Linked DNA regions of Homo sapiens: region 2 is linked to region 1. A link is a loop called in an ENCODE intact Hi-C map of the cell type or tissue named here. Cell type or tissue: tibial artery. All regions are shown on one strand. Each heading gives the region's core, and the rest is flanking DNA. Links, peaks and the distances in the headings are about the cores only.

Evidence for each region. Peaks named below come from ENCODE experiments on the same cell type or tissue, not always from the same donor. Only the 100,000 strongest peaks of a DNase experiment are listed, where the experiment ranks them.
Region 2: a loop joins it to region 1, with 7 times the contacts of the local background. A loop is called at or near these places in 25 of 110 quality-filtered maps.

What each region holds. Positions count from the first base shown.
Region 1 is chr6:85,321,228-85,325,631 of GRCh38, reverse strand. No RefSeq gene overlaps it. Among named protein-coding and RNA genes, the nearest start is that of LINC02535, 81 kb to the left of the region's middle. In tibial artery, for the core only: a CTCF peak has its summit at 2,013 (motif pointing right); a DNase peak (open chromatin) is centred at 2,001.
Region 2 is chr6:84,415,019-84,419,422 of GRCh38, reverse strand. All of the region lies in intron 1 of LOC107986620 (a long non-coding RNA gene), which reads right to left. Among named protein-coding and RNA genes, the nearest start is that of LINC01611, 58 kb to the left of the region's middle. In tibial artery, for the core only: no CTCF peak of the experiment used is centred there; no DNase peak of the experiment used is centred there; H3K27ac peaks cover 1,739 bases.

The sequences.
Region 1 (4,404 bases), core at 133-4,132:
GGTGGGATAGTGAAGTTTAAAAATAGAAGAGACCATTTTTTTCTAGAGTGCTGTGACGTGGTGTGGGATGGAGGTAAAAAGGGGAGGAGATCTGGAGCCTCGAGAGCAGCTCCATGTGGTGGGTGCTGCCATACCGAGAGAGGGGATGAAGGGGCAGCGCTTGTACAGAAGCCAAAGAGAGCCGGATGAGAAGTAGGATTGGAGAATGCTGTCAAATGGTAGAATTGACAGGATTCTACCCATCTGGGACATATGTTAAACTAGATAAAAAAGCGTTATTGGTTGAGTACCTCTTTAATTTTGCTAAGAGGAAGCTGCGTGGAGCAATGCTTTCCAGCTTTATTTCTGGGGACTGACTGGGCTCAAACTGTGGCTTGGTCACTTGTAGCTGAGTGACCTCAGGAAAGTTTCGTATCCTCTTAGTGCCTCAATTTCTTCATTTGCAACATGGGGATAATATTAGTAACCACCTCATAAGATTATCATTAAGATGAAATGAGTTACTATTTGTTAAGCAGTTAGAATTTGCCTGGCATGTAGTGAGCTCTAAATAACCATTTGTTAAAATAGCAGAAATAAATAAGTAAAATAATGTTGCAGATCACCTTGCTGAGGCATTGTCCAAGAATTCTGGGATAAAATTCTAGGAATGTTTAATGTAGAGTCACTATCAAGCACAAGAAAAATGCCTGGTGTCTGTTAAGTACCAGAAGAGATATAGGTAAGTAGATACTGCCCATATAAAAGAAGGCTCTGGCATTGGGTACATGGTGCAACATGCTAAAATGATGCAAAGATGAAGCAAAGAGCTCACTGGAATCCATAACTTCCAGCAGGTGGACGAAAACCAGAAAAATGCCCACTTTGTAGAAGACTTGGCCACTCCTCTCATTTCCCAGCACAGAAATTGACAACTCGGTTTACTGGAGGAATTTGGTCAATTGCTGGGAAGGATTTATTTGTATTTATTTATTTAGTCAATTTTATAGAAATAATGTCATAAAGACATGGATGCCTATGGCAAGGGTCACATCCAGGATCTTGCCCCTCCCTGCCTGGCAGCTGTCTTTCACATGCTTATCTCTCTGCCTGGAACCCATGCCCACTCCCACCCTCAGTAACTACTATTTGCCCTTTTGCTCTCAGTGATAATGTTAGTTCCTCAGGGAAACTCCCTCCACTCCCCTAGACTATATATCCACATGACATCGTGTACCTTTCCTTCATGTCTTTTGTCCTTGTTTGTAATTAATTTTGGGGATTATTTGTCTTCTCACTTAGACAACAAGTTCCACTAAGAGCAGGTGTTGCTTTTTCTTAACACTGTTTCCTTGGTGCCTACACAGCACCAGAACAGTGTAAGTGCTTACTAAATATTTGTTGAATATAGTGAAATATTTTTTGTTGAATGTACCCCAGCCACCTAAAGGGTCTCCTGGTTTCCTGAATTCATAGAGATTCCTTTGGAAGTAAGTGGTTGAGGTGGTTGAGCTTGACAGCTGCTTTCAGATCAAGATTGAAATTCTATGCTGTGTGTGGATGGTTGTGAGAGTCTTATTGTACACTCAAGCTCTTAGTCGATTTCCAGTCCAGGTGGCACAGAATCAGGCTTATCATCTCATGTGGGTTGTGTTTGTCCTCCTGTGGCTCTTAAGGGAACATCTCAGAGATGGCCAGTGGTGCTGCTCTATTATTTGGGCGGGGCGGAGTACTAAAAAGGGTGGGAAGAATGGAACCCCCCACCCCTCATCGATTTGCCTCACACCGTTAGTAATGGGGAAAAATGCTGTCGAGGTGTCATCAGTTCTAATGTGGCTGGCTATATTAAATGCTAGAAATAATAATGGAAGAAATGTGAGACTCTCCTTGCTGCAATGTGCGTTGCTGAGGAAATGAAGAACGTCGCATTCAAAACCTCATTTCCCTTCTTAACTACAAGGGATTTCAGCATCAAAGGGATTCATACTCAGACTTCCACCTTGTAAAAGCTTAGCCTGCAAAGCCAACCAGTAGAGGGCGCTGCTACCCTTTGTAAGAATCATTTGGGGCTCACCTGAAGATAGAGACATCTGAAATGTGGACCAAAGATCATCAAGTCTGATGTTTATGACACTCCAGTTACAAACCTGAAAAGGGAAAGCTTTATGATGGTATAATTTATGTGCTTTCTTTAAAAGTTAACAAAGCTTGTTTGTTTAAGCAATCTGTTTACCATATAAAATTGTCCTGAGTCTGAGAAAAAATCACCTTTCTGAAAGAAAGGCTGACAGGAGTGCTGGAACATGAACTTAACATGATCCAAATGCATGCATCTGTTTAGGGTCATCTGAGCTATTAGGAGTCGTAGGAGCTTGGCTAAGACTTCTCAGTGAATGTAGAAACACTGAGAAGGGAGGTCAAAAGATGATTATGATCGGGGGGTGGGGCTTTTGAGAATTATTATACTAAATGTGAAAATCTGATTTTAGCTCAGGCGAGGCCTTCAGAGAAAGCATTTAGCCAGCAGGAAGTTAAAGGGTAGCATGTGTCTTTATCTGTAGGGACATAGCTGGTTTATCCAGTTCTCTGGGATACAGTCCTTGATTTGAGGGGTCTGGGGTTTTGAAAATTGGCACCACCTGAGGAGTATGACCCTGTGCATTCCCATTCTTCAGCTGGATTTTGGGCTTCTCTCAGGGTTTTGCCTCTGACTGCAGTGGATGGTCACACCAGTAACTGCAGGCTCCACTCCATACAGCTCAAGGCCTGTCTGCTTCTGTTGCTGAAACTGAAAAAGCTGATCAACAGGGCCTCAGCTCCTTACAGTGGGGTGATGGCCCTTCCCACATCTCCAGGAGGGTCTGTCTGCTGAAGGCTGGAGGGGAGCATCCAAGCTGCCTTGATTGGTACTACAGATAACCCTCCCTAAGTCTCTCTCAGGCAATGGGGGAGTGCACAAGACATTGTCTGGGAAATGGAGAAAAAGCGTTTTCCAGGAGCCAGTCTGGAGCCAGGAATGATATGAGAGTCAAGGAAAGTAGACAGTCCTCTCCAATGCTCATTGAGGATTCTTCATTCCTGACTTAGGTTTCTGGCCACACGCATTTCCTGGGAAACATCATTCTTAGTACCTGTTTCTTTAGTGCAGGGCTATTTCTAATGCTTCAAATTCTTTCATATTAATGAAGGAAAAAAGTTTACTCCTCTGCTATTTTAAGCCAACAGAGTAGGAATTCTGGTAGAGGTTGGTGCTGCAAATTTTGAGGCTTGATCAGAAGTTTGAGTTGGGGTAGCCAAATAATGATCAATTTACTATGTTAAACAAAAGGCAAATATTTTATATCAAGCATCACTTGCAGCCTCCCTAATAAAAGATCTATGAATCTTTTTTCCTTGCAAAGAATGAAACACTCCAAAACTCCTGAGTGTTTAGGAATTTGCCTTTCCTCTCACTAGCTGCTCAGCAGCTGAAGCACTGCCAATGGTTGCATGGGGAACAACAGGAGGGGCTTGGGCTGCCTGACAGCCACACCTGTGCCTTGGCTTCAATAGACTAGAACAGGCCTCAGCTGGCTTAGGGGCCAGAACTTGGCAATGCAACACATGTGAGCTGTGGGCAGATGTTGAGTATTAAAGAGTAGAGAAAAGGGGATGATTCTGAGGAGCTGGAGTGGGATTGATTAATGGAGGTGGGGCCGACGCAAATTCAACAATCCCAGCAGACCACTGGCAGGAGAGCTGGTGTTTTAACACTTTTTGTAGGACTTCGTGGAGGTCTTTAGAAACAGGGTAAGTCCCCATGTGTCTGGAGGGTTAGTGGGAGATCTTCCCATAGGCGTGGGTGTGGATTCGATGAACCTTCAAAGTCTTTTCAACATTCTGATTCTGTGGTCAGGATTAGACAGACTCATGTGGCCACAAATGAAATAAAATAGGGATCTAATGGAATGTTTTATGTTCTGCATCTTTAGTTCCAAATGGGAGATAGTCTGTTGAGTGCTGCAAGATTGATCCTGTCCTGTTTCTACTTCAAAAGCTGATTAGAATTGATTCTCTTCATCTTGGCCTTAACATTCTACTTTAAATAAACGTAGAAACGTATTCTGAATCTCTCTGAAAAACCCAAAGCAAAGGACCTGAGAGAATGTACCATTCTAGGGTATTGCAAATGTACTTACTTGAATCCATTTATTTAATGCCTCCTGGCACCCAATTCCACCAAGGTAGTTTGGTTTTTCTGTTAACATTAAAAATTCACCCCAAAAGAACTAACAAACCCAAAATCCAAGTGTCTTACAGAAACTGTCTTTTTCTTTGTAGGTGCTTCTTGCTTGAAACAAGAGGATCTTGTGGCTTGATAAAATGTTTGGAATACCCAAGGAGGGCCTCCTTTTGAAGGCTTATGCAGTGCAGCCTCTCTCAAGA
Region 2 (4,404 bases), core at 141-4,140, 910 kb after region 1:
TCTTGTTTAATCCAGAAAACCCAGGACTTCTATGGACTGGCCTTCAATTGAGCCCTTGTACCACAGTTCCTAACCTTGACTGTGCATTGGAATCACCTGGGGAACTTTAAAACATACCAATTTTTGTGTTCCACTCTCAGAGATTCTGATCTAATTGGTCTATAATGCAGCCCAGGTGGGTACTGAGAGGTTCAAAGACACCCCAGGTGATCCTAATGTACAGTCAGGATTGGGAACTGCTGAGCTAATCACTGCAAAATTGACCACATTTTATGGTCTGAATCAAGGACAATAGAGGTAGAAGGTGCAGGGGTTTGTTCCCAGGCTCTGGGTTAAATTGTGACAACCCCCTCCCCCAAAAAAGATATGTTTATGTCTTACTCCTCAGAACCTGTGAATATGACCTTATTTGGGAAAAAAAAAAAGAGTTTTGTAGGTGTGATTGAATTATGGATCTCAAGATGAGATGATCCTAAACTTTCGCGAGGGTCCTAAATTCAAAGACAAGTGTCCTTAAAAGTGGAAGATAGAGGGAGATTTGGGATGGAGACTGAGGAGAAGGCCATTTCAAGAGACAGAGATTGGCATTAATCAGTCACAAACCAAGGGACACCTGAAACCAGCAAACGCTGGAGGAGGCAAAGAAAGGCTCTCCCTGAGAGCCTCTGGAGGGAGTGCAGCCCATACATATCTTCGTTTTGGACTTGGCCTCAGAATGGTGAGAGAATAAATTTATGTTGTTTTAAGTCACTCAGTTTGAGATAATGTTATGGCAGCCCTAAAAATCTAATACATTGTTCAATGGCTTTATTCGTATTATCACATTTAATCTTCACAAAAATCCCTATGAGGGAGGTATTATTATCCCCATTTTAGAGATGAGGAAGCTAAGGCTAAGAGAGATTGAACAGCTTGTTCCAGAGGCAGAGCTAGTCGTGGTACAACTGGCTTGACCAGAGCCATGCTGAGTGGCATAAAACTGAGAACGTGAAGCTTCCAGAATGTTAACTGGCCACCTTGACTTGGATCCAATAAGTCTAAACACATCCTGGTTCGAGTCCCCCATCTCAATCTTAAGGCCAATATGCTTCATCTTTAAAATAATTTTTAAATGCGGTTTGTGTGAATGGTTCTCTGTTCATACACATTCAAGTATACAGTTGGAATTAGATACCTAGAAGAAGGATGTTAAAATTCATACACTGTTGCTGTTATGAAGATTCCCCAAGCCTTAGGAAACTGTCACATCTGTGCTTGTTTAGTGGTCTCTAAAATTACTAGATCTGGGCTTGATGTCTCAATTCAAGTACAATTCAAAACTTGAATTGTACTTCTAGCTCACCTTCTAATATTTGGGATCTACCACTCGACTTTCTGTATCTCAGCTTCCTTATCTATAAAATAGCCGTGAAAACTGTCTACCTCTCAAGGTTATGTGTGTGAAAATGCTTCGAAAACAATAAAGCTCTCTACAGATGTACATTGTGAGTGTGTCTGCCATGGTTACTGCTGAAAGCCATATAGGCTCTGTGATTTAAAAAACTATGGACGGTGGGCCGGGCACGGTGGCTTATGCCTGTAGTCCCAGCACTTTGGGAGGCCAAGGTGGGTGGATCACTTGAGGGCACGAGTTCGAGATCAGCCTGGCCAACATGGCGAAACCCTGTCTCTACTAAAAATACAAAAATTAGCTGGGTGTGGTGGCAGGCACCTGTAATCCCAGCTACTTGGGAGGCTGAGGCAGGAGAATCGCTTGAATCAAGGAGGCACAGGTTGCATGAGCCAAGATCCTGCCACTGTACTCCAGCCTGGACGACAGTGAGACTCCATCTAAAAAAAAAAAAAAAAACAGCTATGGAGGGTGGAGAAATCAAATTCTTTTTTAAATTTAGAACTGGATGTTAAAATGGTAAGGAACACATTGCAATCTGCAGAGTCATTAAGTTGTCATAAGGCTTTGATCTCTACAGAGATTCATGCAATCGCCTTAATATGACTAACAATACAAATAAACTTGTTCAAAAAGGAATGTCATAATTCTGGGGGTTTGTGTAAGAAATTTATTTTTATTAGTTTTTTTTTCTTCCAATACCCCTAGTCATTGTCATCTAGTTTGAACTTAAAGTCAACGGATATGTTTTATTTCTTAATAAATTCAATGGAATGCTTTTTTCTTACATATAGAAAACAATATGGTTTCGTACACACATGTTCAGACACACTCACAGATTTTTTAAATAATGCTCAAATTAGAGAATAATTATAATGAAGCAACAGCTTTTCTTTAATAGCACCTACCATAACTGTACATTGCAACATAGACAATATATGATTTTATAGAAAACTAAGTATTTATTACAATTTCGAGAAAATGTTCATAGAATTTGGTTGACAAGAGAAGATAACATAATTTTATTACTAAAGTGGAATTTTCTTAATATACTATTGCTTTAAATTTAAATGGTTTTAATTGGACACAACATCTAAATAGTGGAGATCCAATCTCCCATTAGAATTACATAGTATGCTATTAAATAGTGTTTAATAGCATCTCATAAGGAAGGAATGGAAATTAGATTTATGAACACATAGTAGTTCACATTTGTTTATGACATTTTGAGAGCATCTATTTAGACTTTAAATCAGAAATAATCTACCACATTTTAACTATTTAAAGTTTAAAAAATAAAAAAGAACTGTTTATTTCTGTTTCAAATATTTCATTTGCATAAAATTCATTTATTTTTCAAATATAGCCTATATTATACAACTTGAATAATGTTATAAGAAAAATAATTTTTCTGTCATGTGAGAACAAATGCTATGTGATGCCCCAAAATAGGAACCCTGATCACTTTCCCAAGCAACATAGTATTTTCCCCCATGCAATCATTTTATTTTTGCTTGTGCAATATCAGACCTCAATTCTCTCTCTAAAGTAATCATGCTTTGGGACATATTCAAATATTTGGTATTCTGAAATCCCAGGGTTACAGTATTTTAAACCCTTATTACATACTGGGACTTTTTCAGAGAGCCATCACAACATGGTAGAAAATAAAAAAGAACACGTTCAAAAATAAATACTGATCACGGCATTACAAAATAAATATGCCCTAATTTTTATCTCATGTTAGCCAAAAAAAACTAGGAAGAACATGGTAGACATGGATCAGAACCAATTCTTTTCTTAGATAACACTGGCTTTGCTAAACAGAAATCTCTCAGGTCCCTGAAATGATTTAAGTTTTATTGTTCCCTGATTTCTATCCAGGGAGTTACAAAATTACTTCTTGTTGTTTTATGAAATACACTGTTTGGAAATCTGAAAATGTGATGCTATTTAACAATCAATGTTTAAGCTAGCTGTGAAATTGCCTGTTTGCATTTTCAGGGTTTGGGTTTGATGGTGGATGAAGCATGAGTTGTGACTTTCAGTGTGAAATAATTGCATGGCCATATGTAAACCTCCTTCATATAGCACTAACATGGGTTTATGAAACCACAGTTTACTTAAAATCAGAAAAAAATCTAACTTTTATGAGAAAATACATTTGCCTTTCGATAATACTCTCTCCCCTGCGATGTGCATAGGATTAGTCCTCCAGCTTTTTTTTCTTTTAGCAGGTTTAAAATATCAAAGCCCTGCAGTTATTCTGGGGAATCACACCGTTCCCCATGCAGGAGGCAGAGCACCGCACACCACACCTCCACCTCCTCCACAGCCCTTGCTCCTGTGGAACATGTGTACACGTGCCCTGAAGCATCTTTCAACAATAGTATCAGATTTGCTTGTAGATCTGAAGTAAATGTTTTCATAGTCTGTCACCTTGCTTTTATTAAAGGTGTTGGGACTAAAGCATTAACCATGGTTGAAAAAAACTCATATAGCGGTCCTTAAATGTTGAGAATCACCAATCTTTTTCAGCCTTTTATTAATTGTTTTCACATAGGGATATCTACAATTAATCAGGAGTAAGACACCACAGATGCTTTCAAGTACTCAGCATTTCAGTTTTGTGCCTGTAATGCTTAGATTTGAGCAAGGCAGCTAGACTGGGGATCTTTTTTAGTCATTTTAGGAAGCACTTTGCCTTGCTTGCTGTGGGTAGAATCAAGAGTTTTCAGGGAATATCATCTGAATGTCAAAAATATTCCCAGTTCATAGCAGTCTCTGCGATTTCACAATCTCTTTAAAAGATTCTATGTCCAGAAACGATCAGAATAGAAACTAATTTTATAAAATTTGTATTGAATTTCCAGGCTTTTGCAATAGGCAGGCTTAGTCTTGCTTTAGTGCTTTACTTTAACTAATATTCACACAATTGTTTTAAAATTGCTCTGAAATAAAAAAATAAGATTGATAAATGTACATACAATTTATGCATGTATAGTGTGTGCAAT